Regions from separate parts of the Homo sapiens genome. Here region 1 is linked to region 2. The links are chromatin contacts, found by Hi-C in ENCODE. All regions are on one chromosome and are shown on one strand. The core of a region is the stretch at or near the end of the contact, and the rest is flanking DNA. Distances in the headings are between cores, read along the strand shown.

What was found. A loop is a pair of places that touch in the nucleus more often than their neighbours do. Pooled maps may share reads with other maps.
Region 1: a map of naive thymus-derived CD4-positive, alpha-beta T cell shows a loop between it and region 2 (5-fold over the local background). The contact joins the promoter of COL19A1 here to the promoter of SMAP1 in region 2. A Hi-C loop is called at or near these places in 1 of 168 maps with a recorded cell type or tissue (naive thymus-derived CD4-positive, alpha-beta T cell), 1 of 37 single-sample maps with no recorded cell type and 9 of 50 pooled maps.

Annotation. Positions count from the first base shown.
Region 1 is chr6:69,863,720-69,870,939 of GRCh38, reverse strand. It overlaps COL19A1 (collagen type XIX alpha 1 chain), which reads right to left and starts at 4,384. Exons shown (of 51, transcript NM_001858.6): 1 at 4,300-4,384. RefSeq lists silencers at 3,347-3,416, 3,427-3,476, 3,697-3,746.
Region 2 is chr6:70,666,079-70,673,306 of GRCh38, reverse strand. SMAP1 (small ArfGAP 1) reads right to left here and starts at 5,424. Exons shown (of 11, transcript NM_001044305.3): 1 at 5,166-5,424. The coding sequence starts at 5,283. RefSeq lists silencers at 4,683-4,742, 4,863-5,092, 5,243-5,642.

The sequences.
Region 1 (7,220 bases), core at 3,135-5,634, 800 kb after region 2:
TCAATTTATTCACCCTCACCCCATATCAAATCTCTGTCAAAGTCTATCAAATCTATTTGTAAACGTCTTTTGAATCCATACCAACTTTCTCATCCTCGCTGAAACTGCCTTAGTTCACGTTTTTACCATTCCTAATCTGGAAAATTGCAATAGACTCCTAACTGGATTCCTTTTCTCCATCTTGTTCCCTTTATTTCCACCTCCCTACTTCTCAAGAATTCTATTTCTAAAACAAAGACCTAGTCACTTAACTGCCCTGCTCAAAGTTTTCTGGTGGCTCTTCATTGCCCACTCCAAAGTGAGGCACTCAAGGCTCTTTTACAGTGGGGCCTCAACTCATCTGTCCAACCACCTGTCCTGCTACCTCCTTCCAAACACTCTCCGCCATCAAATTATTAACAATTCACAGGTTTCTGCATGTGCTTTTTTGGCTACTGGAAAGTCCTTCCAATCCTCTCCGATCTGGAAAACACTTAGTCTGCCTTCAACGTGTAGCTCAAATGCCATGTCCTCTGTGAAGTCTGTGAGAATCATACCAGGGAGAGTTCACTACTCACTGTCCTGTGATTCAACAGAGCTCAATACCCACTTATGCTTCTGCACACTTTATACTGCACTGCTATAACTCCTTTGCATTCTTTCTCTTCCCTATATTGAACATCTTGGAGAAAACAGATTGTATTTTATTTATCTGTGTCTTCTTTAAACTTGACATTTAGTAGGTATTCATGGGATCAATCTGTAGAATGATACAGTCTAAGGCAATACACTTGGACTAAAAATAAACAAATCAAAGGTTGGGAACCATTAAGTAATATAGACAGGTATGGGCTTAACATCTGTAGAATGATGGGCATAAAGAAAAGAATGATGGAGAAATAGAGTAAAAATTACTAAAAGAAAGCTCAGTGAACATAATTTCAGTTACTTAGTGGGACAAAAAAATAGTACTATTGAAGTTGCTCTCTGCCTCCACAGAAAGCATACTCCCTAGTTCCTAATGTTTGTACTACTTTGAAATATGTCCAACTCTATTACATTTCCTCAGTTTTGTTATTACTTCTGTTACTTCCAAACTAGTGTCTACATTCCAGAGGGTCTCAAACCTGGGATTCCCTTTGAGCACACTTAACCTATTCTCTCCATTCTCATCAACTTGTCTGTTTTACCGACTCACTTCTCTGAACTATGATTTGTTTCCATCAACTTTTCCGGTACCATTCTCAATTTCAACCATCACAACTGACCTACATTTTTTTCTGATTACAATTCTCTTGCTCTGTTGTGTTCCACAGATATATCTATATCAATGATCCAATATCATCTTAAATTAATATATAATATATGGCCGTATTTTCAAATTCATCCTTTTTCCCATTTTTTTTCAATTTGAAGGGCTCTACTGGTTTTCTGATCTAATAATCTTAAAATTTCACAATTACTTTTGATTTCTCTTAAAAAGAGGAGGTCAGAAATCCTTTGTGCTTCATAACGTATGCATAGATAAGAGAGGCCTAATAGTCCACTCTGCATACATCATATTTCTATCGAATTTAATATGCAACTTGCTCACCTGATTATTTTATTATTGGCTTACAAAATAACACCCTAAAAAGCCTATTGCTTCTTAGCCAGTCCTTTCCAATCTCTCCTTGGCAGGTGCTATCTGCTCTACTCATCTCAGATTTCACCCCGCTTGGATTTTCTGTCTTACCAGGCACATGACTGTTTGCTCCTACCTCTAAGCCTTCACACATGCAATTTCTTCTGGCTGGAATGCCCTCCCTGCTGGATCTCTTCTGCTAAGCTAGTTATTCTCTGCCTGTTTAAGATGTACATCCTCAATGTGGCCTGCCTCAGATGACTCAATTCTGGTCCTATTCATTCTGGGTTTTTTTTTTTTCCAGCATCTTTTCAGGGTTATATATTAGCATATCTATAGCCCTACTTCCTTGCATTTCAGTTTATTTTTCATACTTCAATTGAATTTTCATTTGTGATGCCTCTTAGTCACACTACCATGGTTTCTAACTTCATATCTTCTTCCGCCTCTAGAACCATTGACTCTGTGTACCCACATTGGCATTTCTGCCTGCTGGAGAAAATAAACTAAAATTGCAGCAGGAGAGATTAAACTGGAGGACCAGAAAGTAGATGGAAATTTTCCATTTTTGGAAAATACCAACAGTTCCCATCTGTTTTGGATGGTTTTCTAGGATGAGAATGATTCAGATATAGAGATGATGTCCCAATTGTGGTAATAATCACATTTGGGTTTCTTTCACCTTTTTGCTCTTTCTTAGTCCTGTCCATTTCAGTTTCAGGTTCACTTTCCTGCTCTTTTGCCATACTGTCTCCCTCCTTTCCCAGGAAACCCCATTTAGGTCCCTTAGCACTTAGAGAGCTCAGGTAGGACAAAACCTAACGGAAGCACCTGACAGTTACTTTCTCCACTTTCTATCCCCTAGAGAGAGCATAAATTTTCTGCCTCTGGGGGTCACCCTCCTCTTTTTCATCCTGAAGAGATATTCCTACACAAAAACCCTGTCAGCCCTCCTCAGGAAGGGGCATTTATGCATGTTTTTCACCACTGGAATACCTAAATATCTCAGCTTTGCAGGCCCATATCAAAGATCTCTCTACTTAGAGAGGGTCCTGCAAGTTTCCCACCACTCAAAAACAAGGAGATGCCAAGACCCCACATACGAGCAGGGGCTCTTTTCTTTCTTTTTTTTTTTTCCCTTTAGTCTCCTAAAGAATTATAGCAGTGTTTGATTCGGGCAGAGGGGGAGGCATTGGTGTTCTCTCCTTTTTGGGGAGGGGTGGTGGTTGAAAATAGATACTGGTGTGCGTTTGTTTCATCTCCTCCATTAACAGGCAGATGTAAATTCCCCTACAGCAGAGTGATTATCCTCACATCTTAATCCTCCTCAGACTTATCCAAGCAGAAGATGGGACTGAGTCGTCTTGGAATTGGGGATTGAGGGAGGTGGCGCAATTTATTTCCCTTACTCTTCCATCTCCCAATCTCAAGCTGTGGCCGATGATCACTCTCTTGCCTCTATTCACGGATTGTTCTATTAAAACTACTTATTATCAGCATTCTGGGCCCTCCTCTTTTTGCTCTCCAGCCCACTGTCCCCTGAGGCTGACAAGGCACGCTGGTCCCCTCTGCCTCTTCACCTTCTCATCAAATGAAGCTCCTCGGGGGCTCCTGTGGCACCCGCCTGTCCCCCAGCTCCTCTGCCCACCCTCTTGCCGGCTTCCCGCTCCCTCCGTAACCTCTAAGGGGGTTCGCTTACGCGCCCGCCTGCTCTCGGGGAGCTAGCGTGCCCGACGGCGTGCTTGGTTCCGGGCCAACAAACTTCCTCGCGACCCTGCAGCGCCCTAGCTGGGCCGCCCGGCGCCGCCTCCTGGTTCTCGGCCGCTGTGGCTGCGGCGCCGGCGCGCTCTCGGCGGTGGCCTCGGGACTCTGACAGCGGAGGCGGCAGAGGCTGGGGCCGCGTCTTCCTCGCGCCGCGACTGGGACGTTCCGGCGGCGGCGGCGGTGGCTGCAGGGAGGACTGCGGGGACGGCGGCGGCGCTGTGGCCGACCGCGCTGCGCATGCTGCAGGGTAATTAAGGAACAGGGCCGGACGCTCCGGAACGTGGTGGGGCTGGAGTCCGGGAATCCCCGCCCGCGCCCGCGCCGCCCCCCAGAAGCCGCACTTGGGAAAAACACCCACATGTGGAGTAGGTAACCCCGGGCCGGAGGGCACCGCACCGGAACCCCGCGTCTCTTAGCTTACGCCGCTTAACTGGCTGCCTCGCTTCCAGGGCTAACACCGTCAAAAAAAAAAAAAAAAAGCGCTCTAACGGCATGAATTGATAGTGAGTTTGTTTTACTCCTTTAACCCCCCATTTTTTTTGTAATGTATTTGATGTCTGTCCCTACCCGCATCAGCAGTGCTCCATAGTTCCGCTTCACAGACACACATAGCCAGAAAAACCACCTAGAACTTAGGTGTAACGCATGAAGCCTGCATCATGTGAACATAGGAACACGAACTACATGGTATGTACCACATGAGAGTGGCCGTCTCCTGCCAAACGTTTTTGGTCCCATCCTTAAGGCCCCTATGGAAACGTATGCAGGTGTGCATTATTTATCCACCTAAACATATTTCCATGTGTAGCACAGTTTTTACATTTTCTTGAAAAGCAGATGCACACAGATAACTAGGAACACGAGCAGATGACATAGCCCGGGCATGTGTGAGAGGGCAAGTGCAGAGCCGGTCGCAAAGCCGCGCAGCTTACCTTGAATTCGTATTTGAGCCCCTCAGAGGCGCAGTGGAGTCCGGACAGGGCTGCGGCACCGCCGAGGAGTGAGCTCCCTGCGAGTGGGGAAGGGGGACGCATCTCTGCCCTTATTAGTCTCTCCCAGTGTGACCCTCCCACTCCGCGAGGACAGAGGACTCTGCAAGAAGGTACTCAGCCAACTCAGGCACAGGTTTTCTTTAATGACAGCGATGTCGCCTTAGAGCTGGGAGTAATGCCTTTCAGGTTTATGTTTTACTAGCAGTTTCACAGATAAAATGACGGTTGGATGCAAATGCCTAGAGTTTCTCACTTCTGATCATGAAGTGTCTTCAAAGTATTATTGTATGTGGCAAACGTTCACGAGTAGGTAATTGGCTTTTTAACGGTTGAGCTAAGAAAATATATCATTTATGTTTCATTTTTTCACTTTTATGTCAAGAGTTTATATAAAGTTGATTAAGGCAGTCTGCCCACCTTCTAATCACGCTCATATGTAAACGTTTGTGTGGCTTGGTTTTTCTCAGTGTCCACAGAAGTATTTTGTGATTTTAAATACATCTTTCCATGGGTTGGTGCTTCCAATCTTGGCTTTTGAACTCTTTTGGGATCCCTTTGAATATGTGAAAGTGTCATTTTCCTGCAGATTTCTGTGTAGGTGCATGTATGTGTGTGTAGAGAGAGTATATATATATTTGTAGGCATATATAGTAGGTTTATATACATATATAGGAGGTATATATGGATACTTGTAGGCATATATATTTGTAGGTATATATACATATATAGTAAATTTATATGTATACATATAGTGTATGCATATGTATGTGTATATATGAAAAACAGAATGATTTATAGAATTCAGAAGAGTAAACCAGGCATTAGAAAACAGATAAACTGGTTTTACATTTTTATTTCAGTATTGCCACAGTGGGAGAAATAGGATAAATTATATTATTGATCCACAATGGTGAAAATCATCAAGCTTAAAAGTTACCTTAGAACCATAGAAATACACTTCACATATCAGAGCTCACAGATCAAGGAATAAATAAAATCAGGCAGGCAAAAAATAAAGATGTTAAGAAAAATGTTAAAAGATAGCTCCTTTCCACTTCATTGGAGTGAAACCATTAAAGTATCACTTGTGATTTTTAAACTTCTCTCTCAACCTAATCAAGATACCTGCAGTTTTAGAGTTCGGCATTCATGGTGATGCAAACCATGTTTCTATGTCAGGATTTAAAACCACTTGATACATTTCCTTCTCATATGATTTTCATCACTAATTTTTGGCTGACTGTGGAAAGAGGCCAAGGAGGGAGGATATTGCATGAGTCACGCTACTCAAATGGCCATTTGAAAAACATGATTCACAAACCTTCATTAGACTTTTGGTGATCAGTCTCTATTTTTTTGAAGTATTATCCCATTTGATTTTTTTCTTTCTCTAAGCAATTTTACTTTATATACCTTGCCATCACTAATGAATTGAACTAAGAGCATCCAGGCTTTATTTCTTTGTCAGACTATTAAATTCACCTTATTTACACTTAATTGAAACTATTTAAAGTAATGCTTTAAAACTACCTAAAAGGAAGTCCACAATTTTGTCTCTAATTTTTGTTTTAATACAAGTAAATCAAGTTTATCTTAGAATTATTTTCTTAAACATTTTAATAATTTCATAATTGTTAAGATATTTGAGAGAGCTAAACACTTATATTTTTGTTTATATTTCAAAATGGCCCTTTTCTTATTTCTAATATTGACCCAAGCAAGATTTTGGAAGAAAGTGAAAAATGAATAAATAAAACTTCAAATTATTATTATCTGTTGCTTATTCTGTTTCTAGATACACCAACATCCCCAGGGCAACAAATATTTCTCTATTTTTCTTTCAGGAAAGGGTTTGAATCTAGGCTGGTTTCATGATTACAAACTATTGTATACCTAGGGTTTGCTTCTTTAGCCAGTTCTTTTTATTGAATTTTAAAGTGACTTCAATTAGGAAGAACCTTTAGCCAAACACCTTTTATTTATCTAAGCCAAATACAATTATAAATGATCCGGTTTTCTTCTTGCTTCTGAAGCTACTGCTGGTAAACAAACATCTGAAAATATCAGGGGAATCTGACAGCACTCTAAGTTTTAATAAACAGCTTGCAGCACTTCTAACACCAAGTTCATCTGTGTGCACGTATGTACTTAAAAAATTTAACAGATTTAAAAAACGAACTTCTTTCAACATTTATGCCTAAAGGAAGATACAATTAAATGTTTTTATGTCATGTGAGGGATAAATTCCATTGAAAACATTTTAAAAAACTGTTCCATATTTGTAATGCCCCACTGATATAAATTTAACAATTTACAATGATCATTGTACCATTTTTTATAATTTGGATTTAATACATTTTTAAAATGTGTTTCTCCTAACCCTTAGTTGTCCATCTCGTCTACTTTATGTCTATTTCTTTTTTCCTTTTTTCTATACTTCTGTACTCCCAGTCATGTTGCTCTTGTTCCCTTTTGTAATGTCTTTCACTTTTCTCCCCTTTCATAGTTTCCATTTTTCAGGAAGAAAGAATTTCACCATTGCCCCCAGCTAACTTCTCAGTTACCAAACCATAAGAGTGTTCATTCTTTATTGAATTTATGGGGCACAGCTATACATGACTCCCTTACATATCCCATGGAAATACTTCAATGCGTCAATAGTGGATGAACAGACGTTACTGTTAACTGTAATTACCAAATCTGACTTGTCATCCCTAGCATGCACTTCCCATTATATTCCTTTTTAGGCCAGCACTATGTATGATATTCTTAAGGGTAAAAAGAAAGTAGTTATATCAATTCTAAATTCTGAGTAATTGCCAAAAGTAAATTAGGACATCTTTTTATTTTAAATGCTGTGT
Region 2 (7,228 bases), core at 4,175-6,674:
GCAGCTCCATAGGCCTTATGCCCCCATCAGCATACCAGTCTCCTGGGTGAGAAGCAGTTATGACAGTGGGGCAGCGGTAGCAGTGGTGGTATGTGTGGCCTTGAAAGCAGTTCAGCAGTGGCTCCCTGACTTTCCCTCCTCCAGCCCTTCCAATGACTTGGTAAGTACCTGATTCCTGAAAATAGCTACAGTGGATCTCTTTCCTGCTCTATACCCTGACTTATATATTGACATTGTGTGAATTTAGGTCCTCTTGCCCTCTTCTTGGACCACTGTTCAACATCTCCTAACTCAGGATTTGCCTGCAATCCTCACTATCCCAGTTCTTCCTCTGACCTGAGACTACCAAAACTGATCATGCTTAAAGAAAGCTTATCTAGTAAGGGCCGTATGGAAACTTCTTCTGTTCTTTCATACTGGTACATGTGTGTGTGCAGCTGTGTCCTTTAATTCCTTCTCTATCTGATGAAATCCCACTCCACCTTCAGAACCTAGCTCAAATGAAGACTCCTTCTGTGACTGGTCCCAACAGGGTCACTCCACATGCCACTCCCTTTCACAGGTGCACTCCCTTTCACACACCCTGCTGCCTGCCAGGGGCTCTGTGCTCATTCATTCACACATTCATTCATTCAAAAAATATTTGCTAAGTTACATTTGCCTACCACATGTCCTGAAAACTGGGGATACTACCCTAACCAAGATAAACAAGGTCTCCTCTCTTACAGCTATAATCCAGCAGGGATACAGTGTACCCCATAATTACCTAAATAATGTTTAATTACAATTGTGATAAGTGCAATAAAAGATTCAGGGTGTTGTCTTTTATGTATAAACGGAAGCCTAACCTAATCTCAGAGGATCAAGGAGAATTATTTCCCTTGAAAAGACATTTAAGCAGGAATTGAAAGATGAGCAAAAGCTGAGCAGGCAAAAACTTGTTAGAAAGCTTCCCAGGCAGAAGAACAGCACGTGCAAAGGTCTTGAAACAGCATTCTAGGAACTGTAAAGACCACCAATGGGCAAAAGTCAAGGTGCAAGGGGAACAACAGCCCAAAATAAGTATAGAGGTAGTTATTTCTTAAAACCATTATTACAAGCACTTAGCACATCGTTTTAGAATCATTTATTTGCAAAAACACAACCCACACTAAACAAACTCCTTTAGGTCTTACAAATTTTTTTAGCTCTCTTACCTAATACAATATCTAACAGTGTGTCTTCAAGTCAAGATCTGCGGAACAAAGAAACGAGTGTTTGATCTCAGCAATGAGCTTACCCTCTCAATATCAGACAGGCTAAACAAAACAATCTCTAGAGTTAAAAAACCTTATGTTTCTGACTACCCAAAATTGAATGGGCAAGAGACTCACTTTCATACCAATTTAAACATGCTCAAAATCAAACCTAGCAAAAGATGGAAACAGACCAAATGTTCATCAATAGACGGATAAATTGTGGTCTATCCATACAATGGAATATTATTCAGCCATAAAAGGAGTGAGGTACCGACACATGCTACAAAATGAATGAACTTTGAAAACATATGAAGTCAAAGTCAGAAACAAAAGTTCATATGTTGTATTATATTAAATATCCAGAACAGCCAAACCTACAGAGATAGAACATGCAATAGTGTCTGCCAAGGGCTGGGGAGAGGGGATAGTGGGAAGAAACCGCTCAATGTGAATTTTATCTATATGTTTTGTTTTTGTTTTTGTTTTTCCCTGAGACGGAGTCTTGTTCTGTCACCCAGGCTGGAGTACAGTGGCGCGATCTCGGCTCACTGCAACCTCCGCCTCTCCGCCTCCCAGGTTCAAGCAATTCTCTTGCCTCCGCCTCCCACGTAGGGATTACAGGTGCCTGCCACCATGCCTGGCTAATGGTTTTTGTATTTTTAGTGGAGACGGGGTTTCACTATGTTGGCCAGGCTGGTCTTGAATGCACTTTTAAAATCTCAGAAATATACATTAACAAGCATGGGACATGTCAATGTGGTACCTGCCAAGCCCAGCGATGTTTTCTAGGAGCCCTACTCAGCCAAGTTCAGGCTACTCCTGATGTCCAACACAAGATGCCCTATTCAGAGCATGTGAAAGAATAGAGAAGTGAAAAAAAAAAACAAAAATCAAAGCTAGAATTACCTGTAGATAACACTTTAAATACTGAAAACTAAACTTGAAGCTGGCAAGGCATTCCCAGTCCTCACTGCTCCCTAAAGTGCCACCAACTAATAACCAACAAGAGCTGCTTTAAACTCCCACTGAGTCATGAATGCAGCTAGGAGAGAGGAGGAGTAGTTCCATCTGCCTGTTCTTAAATTCTCCAGTTGTTCAACAGATTTGGTAAGAGCAGGATCAAGAGCAGGAAACTGGCGCCTATGCCATCCTTTTCTCCTTCGTTGCTTCCTAAATACTGTCAATCCAGGAAACACAGCTGGTGATTCAGTAAGAAAATGTCAAAACCCAATTGACATACCTCTACCAACTATGATAAGGCAAGATAATACAGGCACCTCAAATCCTAAGCTTTAGTTTTGGTACATATTCTCAAAGATCAGTGGAAGAAGCTTCTTTGAAAGAAAGAAAATTGAGTTAACTAGGAAATAACTTTGAAATACAGTACATGAAAAGTTTGATGCAATTTACTAGACAGTGAAGAAAACATCAATACATACACAGAATGAAACTTCTTAGTAACTGAGCTGTAGAGTAAGACCTTTAACATATCTTTTAAAAGTACTATATTTATTATGTCATCCTAGCATATAGATCCAAAATCATGTAACAAGCCAAGAATTCTACTAAAAAAGCCTCCATAATGTACTTCAACCTTACCAAATACTCAAAAACTGTGAAAATATATTTACATCAATTGCTCTATCATGTCGAATTTTTCAATTATTACAACCATGAAATCAAGTCTAATTAAATCAATAAGTGGCCTTACCTGTGATTTTTTGCCTGAAAGATCAAGATAAAACAATGAAATTATTTACAAGATCATTTTAATATTCTTCTAGATTTAGTAGCAACAAGAAAAAAATAATCCTTGTAAATTATACTGTGGAGTTCATGCCCTTCAAGCTGCACCCTTGTACTCTTGATACCATTCTCTTCTCTCCCACTTCCTTCACTTCTCAAAACAAGTAAACCAACAAAAGGCCAGACAAAACCAAAATACAAAAGACATTCATTCAATATATATCTACTGATTTCCGTGGCAATACAAACACTGAGCAAAACGAATACTTCCTATTCTTCAGGTCCAAAGAAGTAAAACTTTTGATCCTAATTTAAGAAGTACATGATTCTCTTCTCCCCACCTCAAAAGAGTAAATAAAAAAAAAAAAAGTTAACATGGTTAATAATGGCTTTTAAAAATCTGTATTATTTTAGAAAGCATTAGTGAAAATCTGATTTTATAAAGTACTTTTTTGGAGACAGAAATTTGAACAAAAATTAAATTATTTTTAATAAAGTCTGTAGATGAAGGAAGGTTAATTCTGAAACTGTTACTATTCGACTTTTAATGAACAGATTTAATATTTACCAGCATCTCTACTTAACCATGTTATTACTCAAAATGACAAAATGTGTACTATTTAGCTTCAGCTTCTTTCTTCTTCTTGGCCTTTTAAAGGACCATTTTTCAGTGTTTTGCTAGTGCAGTCAATGAGCAAGCAACTGAGCCTAAACACAGTGCAGAACTCCCAAATAACCACACACAATCAAGTTACTAGGAAAACAAGTATTACAAGAACCAGGCACGGACTTTGTAAAAACTCATCACCTGAAAAGGTTACATAGGATAAATATAATCTTGACTCAATCAAGTTACTATATTGAAAAGTGCTTCATAAAAATAATCTAGTTACAGTATTCCCGCATGATTCTTCTAGTAATTCAGTACCTGTTACGACAGTGAAGTAACCTGCTGATGCTGTGTGGCTCAGTCTAGTCAAATATTATCAGCCTACTGAAATGTGACTCATTTATATAGTATTGAGATAGAACAGTAAAGCTTCAGGAAAAGTCTAAGTCAAATAACACAGAAATCTTAAAGGACATTCCCCAAAGAGACTGTCTCCTGCTTTAGAGAACTACCCTATTTCTCACCCAATAACGAAATAAACCAATTAAAAATATACACGATCTTTTCTTAACTACACAAGACATTTCTTTAAAAAAAAAAGAAATATTTCCCTTGAGATTACTTACAAGACATTAAACATAAATCAGATCTCCAAACACAAAACATAGCAGCTAAAAATAGTATATCTGTTTCAAAGGCTGAGGCAGAAGCCCTCCAACCGAAAAAACTAAAATTAGGTTTTTTCCATCTCTAGATCTTTAAAATGAACCTTCAGCATTTATGAGGTACACAAATCAGTGTCCACATATTCTCCCAAACTAGCTGGTCAGAGAAAACCTAATTACTAAAATCTTCAGAAATACAAACCCACCGTCCTCCAAGAGACTCATGTAATGAAATTCCTCTTCATTCTGGCTAATAACCAGACTAAAAAACAATACTACTACTAATAAAGACCTTTCTCCAATTAATTTATTCCGTAAAACTCAAACCCACCGAAAAAGACCACCATACTCTTTTTCAGGAAGCAGAGATAAAAGCCTTGTACAAAAGCTGTCAGGTGGGCAGGCAGGTAGGGCTCCATCTAGGAGACCAAGAATCCGAGCCCGGAGTGGGAGGACGTGGTCACACCGGAGGGTAGAGGAGGGGATCCAGACCTAAGCGCGGCCCCACCCACAGAGATAGCTATGAGCAGAGCTAGGAGGGCAACTCTCTAACCCTAAGCTCTGCCCAGACCCGTGCCCGGTTCCGCGCTCCCAGCCTCGCTCCTACCCCCAGCCCTGTGGAGGGTCCGAGCATCGCTACCCTGGCACCTGCTCAAACCCGTGTCTGGGAGGAGGGGAGGCTGGGGCCACTGACAGGGCCTGCGGGCCTGACCTCGCCGCCGCCTCTGGCGGACTTGAGGGTCGACAGGAGCCCCGCGCCCGCCCGCTCAGCCACCCGCCCTCCAGTCAGGGCAGGAGCCGGCCAGCGAAGCCGAGGCGTCCGCTCGGGCCCCGAGCGCCGCAGCGGCGGGAAGGTCACCGGTCGCAAGAGGCCCCGACCGTGGGCAGCGACGACGTCCAAGCTACCTTTGGCCTCGCAGTCGGCGCAGTACTTGTTGTCCTCCTCCCTCAGAAGCTTGGATAGGATGAGCTGGTGCTGCTCGTTCAGCTTCTGAGCCTTCTCCCGACAGGAGCGCGTCGCCATCTCGGCAGCGGGGCGGGGAGCCTGGGGCAGCTACGGCGGCGGCGGACGCTGGCTGGAGCCGGGCAGAGTGAACGCACCTGGCGCCGCCGGGACCGCGGGCGGACTCAGCCCAGGAAGCGGCAGCGGCAGCTGGAACGGGAGGAGGGGCGGCGGCGGCGGTGGCGGTGGTAGCGCCGACGTGTCCCGCCTCCTTGACCGGCCTGCCGGCACGCACCACCCTAGCCGGCGAGGGGAGGGGGAGGGGGACTGGGTCGCGCCGAGGCTTCCGGGTGGCGCGGAGGAAGGAACCCGGGCGCCGAGCGCGCTGCGCATGCGCCGAACCTACGGGGCCCGGGCTGCCGAGTCTTTTTGCAAAAAGGCCTTCTGCCCAAGGTGATTCCCGAAAGGTAGCTGGCACTGCCTCATACGAGCTTTCCCCCCTTTTGAGATGTGATGGTCCGCAAGGGCCTCTAGTAAAACCCAGTAATGGAAGACCTTTTACAAGAAGCCTACTTTGACTTGCCCATTTGCCTTTGCTCTTGCTGGCACAACATTGGAAATGCAGAAATAACTAGCGACTGGGTGGGTTCATTTACTCATTCGAGGTTTATTCGCCTGCAGTTTAGAAGCTGGAGACACGGATGGAAGAAAAGAGGAAAAACGGTCTCTTACATTTTAAGGGCGAGAAATAATCTAGTAGTGACATGTATTAGGGGATAACATTTCATTGAGTGATTACTCTGTTAAACGAACTGTTAGCTCATTTAACCCTTTCCCCAACCTTATGATATTGTTATCCTCATTACACAGGGGAGGAAAGTGAGGCATAGAGGAGTTAAGTAACCTGACCAGATTACAGAACTACTAGTGGAGGAGTTGAGATTTAAATCCAAAGCAGTCTGGCTCCAGAGTCTGAAAGACCTGGCAGTAAGCCCTTCCATAAGGGGGAAAGTGTGACCAGGAACCCAAGTACTAGGCGGTGATACTTTAACAAGAAGCTGTGTAAATAGTGATCCTTAATGCAAGAGAAAGAGAACTAAAGAAAACACTTTTCATTGGAACCCAGACCCTAATCCAGGCTCATGAAGTTTGAACTCCGGGTGACGCAGTTTCGATGATTTGGCATGTTGTATATTATGAGGAAGTTCTAATATGGGGCTTATGCAAGCCAAATAAACACAGTCCTTGCCTGCGATGAAGCAGATGCTAAGAAAGGCAATGAGCAAGAGTCGGTCTTACACTTCTTAGTAAGGCCAATTTCTAGCCCCTGTCCCTGCATAAAAGTGACCCTCATTGCTACCTAGCCCTGTTCTTGGCACAGGGGCTCAAAAATGTTTCTGGAATTAAATTGAATGGATATGGCAATGAAGATGCTCAGTAATTAAACAAATTAGAGCTTATACTACATAGCTCTGACAAATAACTACTAGGGAGATATTGGTGAGTTCCAATGAACAGAAAAAAACATTATGTGGGAGGTAGAACTTACGAGCCTTGTCCTGAAGATACGCTGGATTTAGATGGGGACTGGGGAGGGAGATATTAAGAAAGAGCAGCTTGCACAAAAGCATGAAGACCTGAAGTACCTTGGAAAACAGACTGGAACAAAAGGTACTACTTTTGAGATAAGGCTGCATAAGTAAACTATGATAGGGTTATGGAAGACTTGGGAAGCCAGACAAAGTAGTCTGGCCTTGATGCAAATTGACAGTAGAAAACCTGTAGATTTTTGCCAGGCACAGTGGCTCACGCCTGTAATCCCAGCACTTTGGGAGGCCGAGGCAGGCGGATCACCTGAGGTGGGGAGTTCGAGACCATCCTGACCAACATGGAGAAACCCTGTCTCTACTGATAATACAAAATTAGCCGGGTGTAGTGGCGCATGCCTGTTTAATCCCAGCTACTCAGGAGACTGAGGCAGGAGAATCGCTTGAACCCGGGAGGCAGAGGTTGCAGTGAGCGGAGA